Regions from separate parts of the Homo sapiens genome. Here region 2 is linked to region 1. The links are chromatin contacts, found by Hi-C or POLR2A ChIA-PET in ENCODE. All regions are on one chromosome and are shown on one strand. The core of a region is the stretch at or near the end of the contact, and the rest is flanking DNA. Distances in the headings are between cores, read along the strand shown. Region 1 overlaps PRDM16 (PR/SET domain 16). Region 2 overlaps PRDM16 (PR/SET domain 16).

Region 1 (4,333 bases), core at 1,033-3,532:
CATGGGTTTACCTGGTGATCTGGGGGGAAGTCAGAGGCTCTTGGGGCCCCTCCCTACCTCAATCCTGTAGCCCCTTTGGAAGAGAAAACCCTGAGGTGGGGTCAGGACTGCTGGAAGTGCCTCTGAAACCACAGCTGGTGAGAAGATGGAGAGAAGGGCTCAATCTGTTTTCTCCCTGGGGAGAAGTCCGGGGGTGCCCTCCAGCCTGGATACACCCCCACTCCACAGCAATTCCTAGCCAGCAGACTCTGCCCCCAAGAGAAGCTCTTTATACCTGACAAGATTTTGCCTGTTTACCTGGTAGGCAGGTTCTAGGTTTCGCCTGTTTACCTGGTAGGCAGGTTCTAGGTTTCGCCTGTTTACCTGGTAGGCAGGTTCTAGGTAGGTACCATCATTTCTGACTGCCAAGGCTCAGGTGGGCACATGGCAGGAACGCCTGGCCCCCGGGGGAGTAAGGAGCCGCCACAGTGAGGCAGGGGAATGGCCTAGCCCAGGCTTCTAGAGAAGCCAGAAACCCGAATCCTGTCATATGTTCACAGATGCACACACAACACGCACGCACTCACACACTGCCGGCACCCACGAGTGTGCTGGGATTACGGGGGTGCCTTCAGGCCCTCAGACACCTGCCGGGGCCGGGCCACGCCATCGCCTCTCCAAGGGGCAACGTTCACCAGGAGATGGAGAAGCCGACAAAGGATGGAACAACATTGCTGCCGACTCCCGGACCCCTGGCGACCACTGAGCATCCTGCACAAACAGCCGTGCTGGACTCACCCATAAATCCTGCTCAACAAGCTCTTAACAATGAAATACCCTACTATTAGCCGAGACAACCACTTACTCAGAACAAATACTATTCAGAGCGGAGCTCAAACGCATTCCCCTCTGATCATCGGTTCCTGGCCTGGGTACTTCAATCTCTCTATTTATGAAACAATAATGGAATTCTATTTAGTGCAGCGCGGAGTTCACTGCCTCTGATAAGTTTGCGTTCCAACGTTGCCCCTGGCCATCGCGCCTTCCTATTACCTCCTTGTCCCGGTTCACAGACGGATGAATCATCACCCAGATAGCAATACAACCTTTACCCACATATTATCATCAAAGCCGGCATTCACGGTGTTTTCAAAGGTTATGTGCTGACACACGGGTGGCCTGGGATGCGGTGCTGGTCCCGCTGACCTGGACAGGGTCTCGCTGCTTCTCAGGTGGAGAGGGAACCCCTGGGCTGCTTGGCTTTCTGTAGGCTTCACTGAGGGCCCCCTCGCCCCGACTTAGGATCCTCTACAGAGGCAGGTTCATTGCTGGTAACTCTGCCCAAATGTGCAGTTTTTCACTCAACACGTGTCTGAGCCCCGGCCAAGTGCCAGGAGCTGGGGTGGAATATAGGGTCAATAGGGTGCAGTCCCTGCCCTCATGGGCGATGTCCCTGTGAAAGGCACCTGGATGTGTTCCCTTGTCCTAGTAATTAACTGCAGAAAGACAGCCGAACTGAGGCTCCTCAAGAGTCCGAGGTCATGCCCGGAGCGGAGTGCCTCCGTGAGGGTCAACCCACAGAAGACAAACAGGAAAAGACCAGTGCCTCTTCCCCTCCTTCCACAGGGCTGCTCACGCTTCTTGGCTGCCGGAAACCCACCCAGGCCATTCGAAGATACAAGAGTTTCATCGCTTGGCAATGGGACTGGCCTCCTGAGCCCCCACCGATGTGCTGGTGGAGAACATTCAGCCTGGGCTCCCCATTCTTCCCTTCGCGCCAATTCCGTGACCCCTGTCTCCTGGGGCCACCTCCACCCCCAAACCTCCACCCCACAGGAAGGGAGGTGGGTTCCCTCGCTATCTGGCCCTTCCCTTCAGGAGAGCAGGCAGACCGTCCTTTCCCCTTCCGTCTGGACAAGCCACTCTCGTCTGGACAAGCCACTCTCATCCGGACAGCGCGGTCAAGAATGAAGGTCACGGTGCCGCTCACCAGGAGAACTCTTTTCAGCACTCGGGGGACGCTGCGGCCCCAGATAGAGGCGCAGCCAGGCGGAGAGCGACGGCTCAAGTGTGGTTTATCTCTCTGTGTTCTTTGCTTCTCTCTCGCTGGAGACACTGGGCGGAGGATCAAAGGCTGCGGGACAGAGCCGGACACCACTTTGATTCCCAGGGGCTAAAAATGAGCAGGTTTGGAAAGCCCGGGCCTGCCGTGCCCGCGTTATCACCTCGGCTCTGCTCTGGCTTTGCAGCATAATAAGACAAGTGTTGAGTAACAGGACTTGAGGCCGGGCCACGGCAGGTTCCTCCTGGCGACGGCATTGGACAGAACAGCTCAACCTGCTCTCCCCTCAATAAATCCGTCACGTGCCCAAGGTTGTCAGTGCAACCTTGAGAGGCCAGCATCCTGCCAAGGCCTGTGGGCCCAGAAAATCTGCCCTCTCCGCCAGCCTTGCTGAAGCGGCCATGCACCTTCCTGCGGGGTCCTGCGGCCAAGCCCAAAACACAAGATGTAAAGGCATCTTGAGGGTGCCAGGCACCGGGTAGGCCCCAAAGGAGCCCGGGAGAAGGCACCTGCTGTGTGGGGGGAGACAGGCCCAGGAGGGGCCCTGGGAGCCTCCCAGGTTGGTCTCGAGCAGTGGGAGGTGCACTGTTCCCTTCGAGGAGAGAAGCTGTTGGGACCAGCGTTCACCTGCTATGTCCAACCCAGTGGGTCTCAAACTGGAATGCAGCTCTCTTGCCGGGCATTTACACAGAACCCCCGTCTCCCCCAGTGCTGGGGTTCAGGGGACTTGCATTTCTAACAAGCTCCCCCGCACTGCCAAGAGCTGCCTTGACCCAACACGGGTGCTTCATAGCATTCAGACCTTATTTAAAATGGACATTGATGTGATTACTTAATAGGGAGCCCATGGCCTGGTGAGGCCCCTTCAAGAGGGGATGGGCAGGGGCGGGAGGAGTGTGGAGCTCTGAGTTCTGCGAGGCCTGTGGGCCCCTGGAGCTGGCCCTTCCATGTTTCAGCTGCTGGATCAGTGATGACAGCGGATGGTGTTTATTGGGGTATCTTCCAAAGGTCAGATGCCTTTCCTTGGCCTCCCTTAACCTGCAGACAACTCCATGGCAGCTACCTGGCCCCTGCGGTGCAGAGGAAGCAACACAGGGGCAGAAGGGGAAGAAGGGTGGGTCCCCCAGGGGTCCAGGTGGGGCCACTGTGAGCGCAGGTGTGTGTGATGCCCAGGCCTCTCTGGGTTCCCTGTTCCTGGGAACGCCCTGACTGGGGTCTCCTGGGCCTGGCTCTCTCCAGTCTCTGAGGCAGTGTTATTGCCACCCCGAGAGAGGCCGTGTGGGCTGCTCTCAGCTGTGCATCGTCCTGGTCCACGCCCTGCCTCATGACCTAAGTATCACATCAGGAAACTGCTACTCGTGTCTCCAAGGATTCCGGAAGCGGGTGGGGCCGGTGCTGCCTGGGCGATCCTCCTGCATCTCTCCTCCAAGCCGGAGACAAGGATGGCCTCTCCCAGGCCCCTGGAGTCAGGAGGCCAAGCCGCTCCTATCACATCGTAAGAAGGTTAATAAGGCCCCCGATGAATGATGAGTATGGATTTCTGCACCACTAATTTCCGTAACCATCACTCTTTGAAAGATACCTCGGGCCCCCAGTGCTCCGGGCCCTTCCCAAACAGAGCGGCATTATGTGGCCAAGTTCAGCTCGGCGTATCCCGTTTCAGGGATCTCGTAGGGCCTGCCTCGGGAAACTCTGCAATATTTTTGGATCCACAGCTCCCGGCTTGAGTTTCTTCCACTCCCTGCACGTCCCCCTGGAGCCCTGTTGTTTCCCTGGGTTGTGGGGACAGTGCTCCTTCAGCCAGCGCTGGCCGGCCTGGGCCCACCACTGCGTCCTGGGAGGGATCCTGCAGACGGAGCCGGAGCCACGGGGCTTCTTCAGTGATGCCACCTCTCGCTGTCCCAAGCATTCACCTCTGTCCTCAGCATGGGAGGGGCTGGCCAGACACAGGTTCCTTTGAGCTCAGAAATGCTAGGACACAGGGGCCTCAAGAGAAAAATCACCGCTTCGAACACAGCAGGTGGAGGCAGCAGGCTCTTTGGGGAACCGGCAAATTTCCCCCTCTCTGTGCCTCCTCATCTATAAGGTGGGGATACTGAGAGGCTCTCCTCTTCCAGCCATTTTGAGCATGGAAGGGGCGACACCTCTGAGGACCCCTGAGCCCTGTGGGCTGGCAGGCAGATCCCTCCCACCCCGTCGCTCCTTCCTTCCCATGTCTACTTCCAAATGCCTGGAAACCTGCCCACCTCAAGGGGAGCCCCTGTGCCGGGCCAGCCTTGGAGTCGTAGGGTG
Region 2 (4,333 bases), core at 483-2,982, 57 kb before region 1:
CTCCATAATAAAGCGAGAGCTGAAGTGAATCCCCAAGTCCCCTTCAGAGTGGGCTCTGCAAGGACTGGGGGGTGTATATCCCCCAGCCAGAAGTGCCTGGCGCTGGCTGGGCCCCACCCACCTGGCCTCAAAAAAGAGTTTGAGGCCCAGAAAGAGGAAAACACTGGACGCGGCATTGGGAAGAAGTCGGCAGACACAAAGCTCTTGTCCTGGGAGGGAGGAACCAGCCCGGCCCGGCCATCTGGGAGGCTGCATGGTGCCAAAGCCCTGCCTTCTGGGTGCTCCCAGGGCCCTGCATGGAGCCAAGCTGTGCCCGAGCCCTGGCCGGGCAGGGCTGGCTCCCAGCTCTGCTTTCCACCCGCCCACAGCTGCCTGCCACCCTGGTCCCCTCCCCTTGTCCTGCAGGCTGCTGGGAGGCCACATCAGCCCGGGGCCCTTGATCTTAACACACATTATGTCTGGATCCAAGTGTCACCAAACCTGACCCTGACTGCAGCCCCAGGCTGCACAGACGGAGCAGTAGAGCCCAGGAGGGAAAGAGGGGGTGGCTTCAAGGGTGCCCAGGTTGGAGGTAGAGAGCCGCCTCCCCTCCCACTTCCAGATCTTTTCTTTTCATTTTTTTGAGACAGGGTCTCACTCTCTCGCCCAGGCTGGAGTATAGTGGTGTGATCACAGCTCTCTGTAGCCCGGACCTCCTGAGCTCAAGCGATCCTCCTGCCTCAGCCTCCTGAGTAGCTGGAACTACCAGCACATGCCATCACATCAGGCTAATTTTTGTATTTTTTGTAGAGATAGGGTCTTGCTATGTTGTCCAGGCTGGCCTCAAACTTCTGGGCTTCCTCCCGCCTTGGCCTCCCAAGGTGCTGGGATTTTGGGCCACTGCACCTGGCCCCAGGTCTTTTCTGCCCTGTCCTCTTCCCCCCTCAAAGACAGGAGTCAGGTCCAGGCCTCTGACTGCTGTCTCCTCCAGGGCTCAGGACCCCGCTAGGCACAGAAGAGGCTGCTTTCAAGAGGTGGGAGGGAGCAGAGCTAAACATTCACGGCAGAGGGCGCCTGAGCAAGCCCAGCCCCGGGCTTTGGAGGCTGCGGGGGCTGCGGAGGCTGAGGGCTGGAGGCTCCTCAATCCCCAAGCCCAGCACCGTGGCCAGCAGAGCTCAGGCCTCTGTGAACACTGAGAACAGAAAGCTCCCAGTAGACAGCTCAGCCAGGGAGCTTTGAAGACCCCCAGAGCGCAGGAAGCCGGGGTGCATTGGAGTGGGAGGGAGGGGAAGCTACCATCCAAGGCTGGCTTTCACGGGCGGCCCTGAGCTCTGCCGGGCTGCCTCGGCTCCTCCGCCACCCTTGCCAGCACACCAGCCAGTGGGAAAGAGGGGTCAGCTGCCCCGGGACAAGGACACCCTTGGGTTGAGGATGACAGCTCTGAAATAAGCTCGGAGCCAAGCCCCATGGGCACCCAGTGGCTGCGCCGACTGGGTGCTGGGTGGAGACGGGCAGTGCAGACAGCCCTGCTTCCCGCCATGGCCACTTGCTGGGAGCCTGACCTCCAGGTTATCGGGGCAGCAGCTTCGGCGATGACCTCATTAAGCACGGTGCCACGTCAGCACCTTTCCAAAGCCCCTTTTATCACTCACAGCGTGCCGGTGCGGCCCCGTCCACACCTCCTCCCTGACACCAGCTCTATCTTATCTCCCGTGGGGCGGGGACCCTCACTGGGAGCCAGAGAGCAGGCCCAGGAATGCTGCGCCCAGACAGCCTGGCCATGGGCACTATGCGGACGGAGGTGGGGCAGGGCGAGGCTGTGGTTTGTTGCTGACAAAATCGTGCAGAAATGCATTGACTCCTGGCTTTTCAAATTCAATAATCGTTATGGTGATTATTACAAAGCCCCAGCCTCTCCGGCCATGCTGGGCCCCGCCCCCACCCCCACCAAAGGCAGGAGCACAGAGCCATGCCAGTGGGCTGTTCCCAGGCCAGCGCTGCCCCGGTGGACCCTTCTCTTAATGCCTCTCAAAGTGAGGTGCCCCATCAGGTGCCTCTCCCCACCACGGACTCTAGGACATGGGCCGCTCCCTCATTTTTGCTGGCCTGGGTGGAAAAACTGCCCACTGCAGATGCGGGAAGCTCTGAGCTCTTTGGGAGAGTGGGTGGAGTTGGGTGAGCCCCAGGGCCCCCACCCCAGGCTCACTGCGGCCCCGGTCCCCAAGGGCAGAGGGGAGGACAGACTGTTCCTGTGAAGAACTGAACAGCTAGTGTCAGGAGACAGGGACAGGGCTTGGTGGCACCTGACATTCAAGGTCATGTCTCAAGAGGGGCACTGTGAGTTCAAAGCTCCGGGGAAGCCCCCCTCCTTCTGCTGGAGGCCATGGCGGAGGGCCTCTTTAAGAAGCGTGCATGTCCCTCCCCACTGTCCCTGCCCATTCAAGCCGCCTTTGTGGGCAGCAGAAGCCGTGCCCACTGCTCTCAATGAAGACAGCTCTTTGTCCAAATGTCCTTGGCCCGCGGATTTTGGGGATGGTGCTGAAGAGCTGCCCCCACCGCTGGCCTCTCTCCACTCTCTGCTTCTCCTGGGCCCTAGCACACGAATACTAACGAGTGACCTGGCCAGGCAGCCGAGTAGTTGCTCCAAAAAGCTCAGGGCCTGGAGCCCAGCCTTTGTGGGCACTGAGGGCTGCATGGCATGGGCAGATTCCTATGGTCCTGGGCTGAGCCAGCGAGCCTCATCCTTGCAGCCAAAACCCTGCAGAACTGTTCAGGGGCCCAGAGGGCTACGGTTGGGCCAGACCCCCCAGGCTGGGACGTGGGTTGGGGAGACTCAGCAACCCCTCTGCGACCTGGGCAGAACTCTGCCTGCTGCCAGCAGATGGACACAGGCTGCCCCGTGCTCCGACCAGAGGCATGGGCAGCCTGACCAGAAGTTCGGTTCTAGCCTCGGCCAAAGCAGACTGAGCCACCGAGATGCACAGCCCCGTGTCCAGAGGCTCACGGAACTCAGTGCCCGGCACCAGCTCTGGGGCTGCTCACAGACACTGCCAGGACCCTGAAGTCACAGGGGATGGGCTCGGGCAGCTGCTTTGCACAAGGAACCCCTTCCTCCTGACCACACTACCAGGTGGCTGCCCTTCCTGTTCCCGCCCCAGCCCAGAGCCCTCAGGGGCTTTGGAGCAGGCATCAGGCCAGATCTGGATCAGGGGAGCCCGCAGCTCTCACCAAGGCCTAGGCATGGTGTTTGCTCCTTAGCCCGGAACCTGCCCATTCAGCTTTGCTACCCCAGAAGTCTGAGAAGAGCCAAATGACTCCAAAGTGGGACCTGGGGCAGGGTCATGGACTCCCAAGCTACTCCGAGGACTGACCTTCCCCAGCAGTGAGAGACGGCTCTGCCCCCACCCCCACCCCCTGACTGCCTCTTGCCTTGATTCTACAGGCCCTTGTTCCCACCCAGTGTGCACAGAGCCTGCCTGGGACCAGACGCAGGAGGGCGGGGCCTTCCAGGAGCAGATGGATGGCTCTCGCCAGTGGGACCTGCACCACCGTGGGCCAGGCCCAGGGTGTTCCGGGCTCCTTCCTGGGCCAATGCCAGGGAGCCAGTGGCTGTGGCCAGCATGCATGGAGGCCCTGAGAGTCTCGCCCTCCCTGGGCCTGGTTTCTCCTTCTGGAATGGGGTGGAGGCGCTTTAAGCATTGGGGCCACCTCTGGGCTGGATGGAGCCCCTCTGCCTGTCTGCCTGGTGCAGAACCTTGTGGAAAGACCATCATCCAGGAACCAGTGTCCTGGGAGGGACGGCCGCCTGCCCCTTCCCACACTCACACTCCCGGGGCTGTACACTGACCCCCTCCACCCTCCCCGGAAAGACTGGGCACCTGGGTTTCCTGGACACCTGTGAGGCCCTCAAGGTGGTCGCTGCAAGTTACTTCATGGGTGTCCCAAGCTGCCGGTGAGTGCTGCGCACTTCTGGAGAGGATTAGGTTGCAAAGCCAGCCCTGACACTCAGGTGTCCCCAGGGCCTGCCTGGAGTCCCTCATTTTACAGATGGAAGCACGAAAGGGGAGCGGCAGAGCACCGGTGAACAGTGTTAGGAACTGCTCAGGAGCCACTTGGTTGCATGGTCACTCATTCCGTCTGTTCAGCCGGTCACTAGGCCACTGGGGCGGGCGAACGTGAGAGGAGCCCCTTCCCTTGTAGAGCCACCCACCCTCACCTCACAGTGGGGTGGGTGCTGTTGGGCACCAGAAGTGACCCCAGTCTGGGTGCAGCCGGGGTGAGAAGATGCATCTGCCTGTGCCTCCTTGCAGCCAGCTTGGAGGAGTGAGGGGTGGGCCTGGCTGGCCATCGAGAG

What was found. Hi-C counts contacts between places; a loop is a spot of excess contacts on that map. ChIA-PET counts read pairs that join two places held with the same protein, here RNA polymerase II (POLR2A). Pooled maps may share reads with other maps.
Region 2: a loop to region 1 is called in a map of Right ventricle myocardium inferior, with 9 times the contacts of the local background. The contact joins two enhancer-like sites. A Hi-C loop is called at or near these places in 2 of 168 maps with a recorded cell type or tissue (HepG2 and Right ventricle myocardium inferior) and 7 of 50 pooled maps. POLR2A ChIA-PET finds 5 or more read pairs at or near these places in 3 of 52 experiments (Caco-2, HepG2 and WTC11).

What each region holds. Positions count from the first base shown.
Region 1 is chr1:3,290,165-3,294,497 of GRCh38, reverse strand. The region is part of intron 3 of PRDM16 (PR/SET domain 16); the gene reads right to left. LOC124903828 (collagen alpha-5(IV) chain-like) reads right to left here. Exons shown (of 2, transcript XM_047436627.1): 1 at 331-4,333; 2 at 1-297. Among named protein-coding and RNA genes, the nearest start is that of ARHGEF16, 160 kb to the left of the region's middle. RefSeq lists an enhancer at 939-1,233. Within about 2 kb of position 2,282, at least 4 of the 41 ENCODE cell types and tissues checked have a DNase peak (open chromatin) inside an H3K27ac peak, as active enhancers do.
Region 2 is chr1:3,346,615-3,350,947 of GRCh38, reverse strand. The region is part of intron 3 of PRDM16 (PR/SET domain 16); the gene reads right to left. Among named protein-coding and RNA genes, the nearest start is that of ARHGEF16, 110 kb to the left of the region's middle. RefSeq lists enhancers at 2,440-3,239, 3,240-4,040, 1,147-4,333. Within about 2 kb of position 1,732, at least 8 of the 41 ENCODE cell types and tissues checked have a DNase peak (open chromatin) inside an H3K27ac peak, as active enhancers do.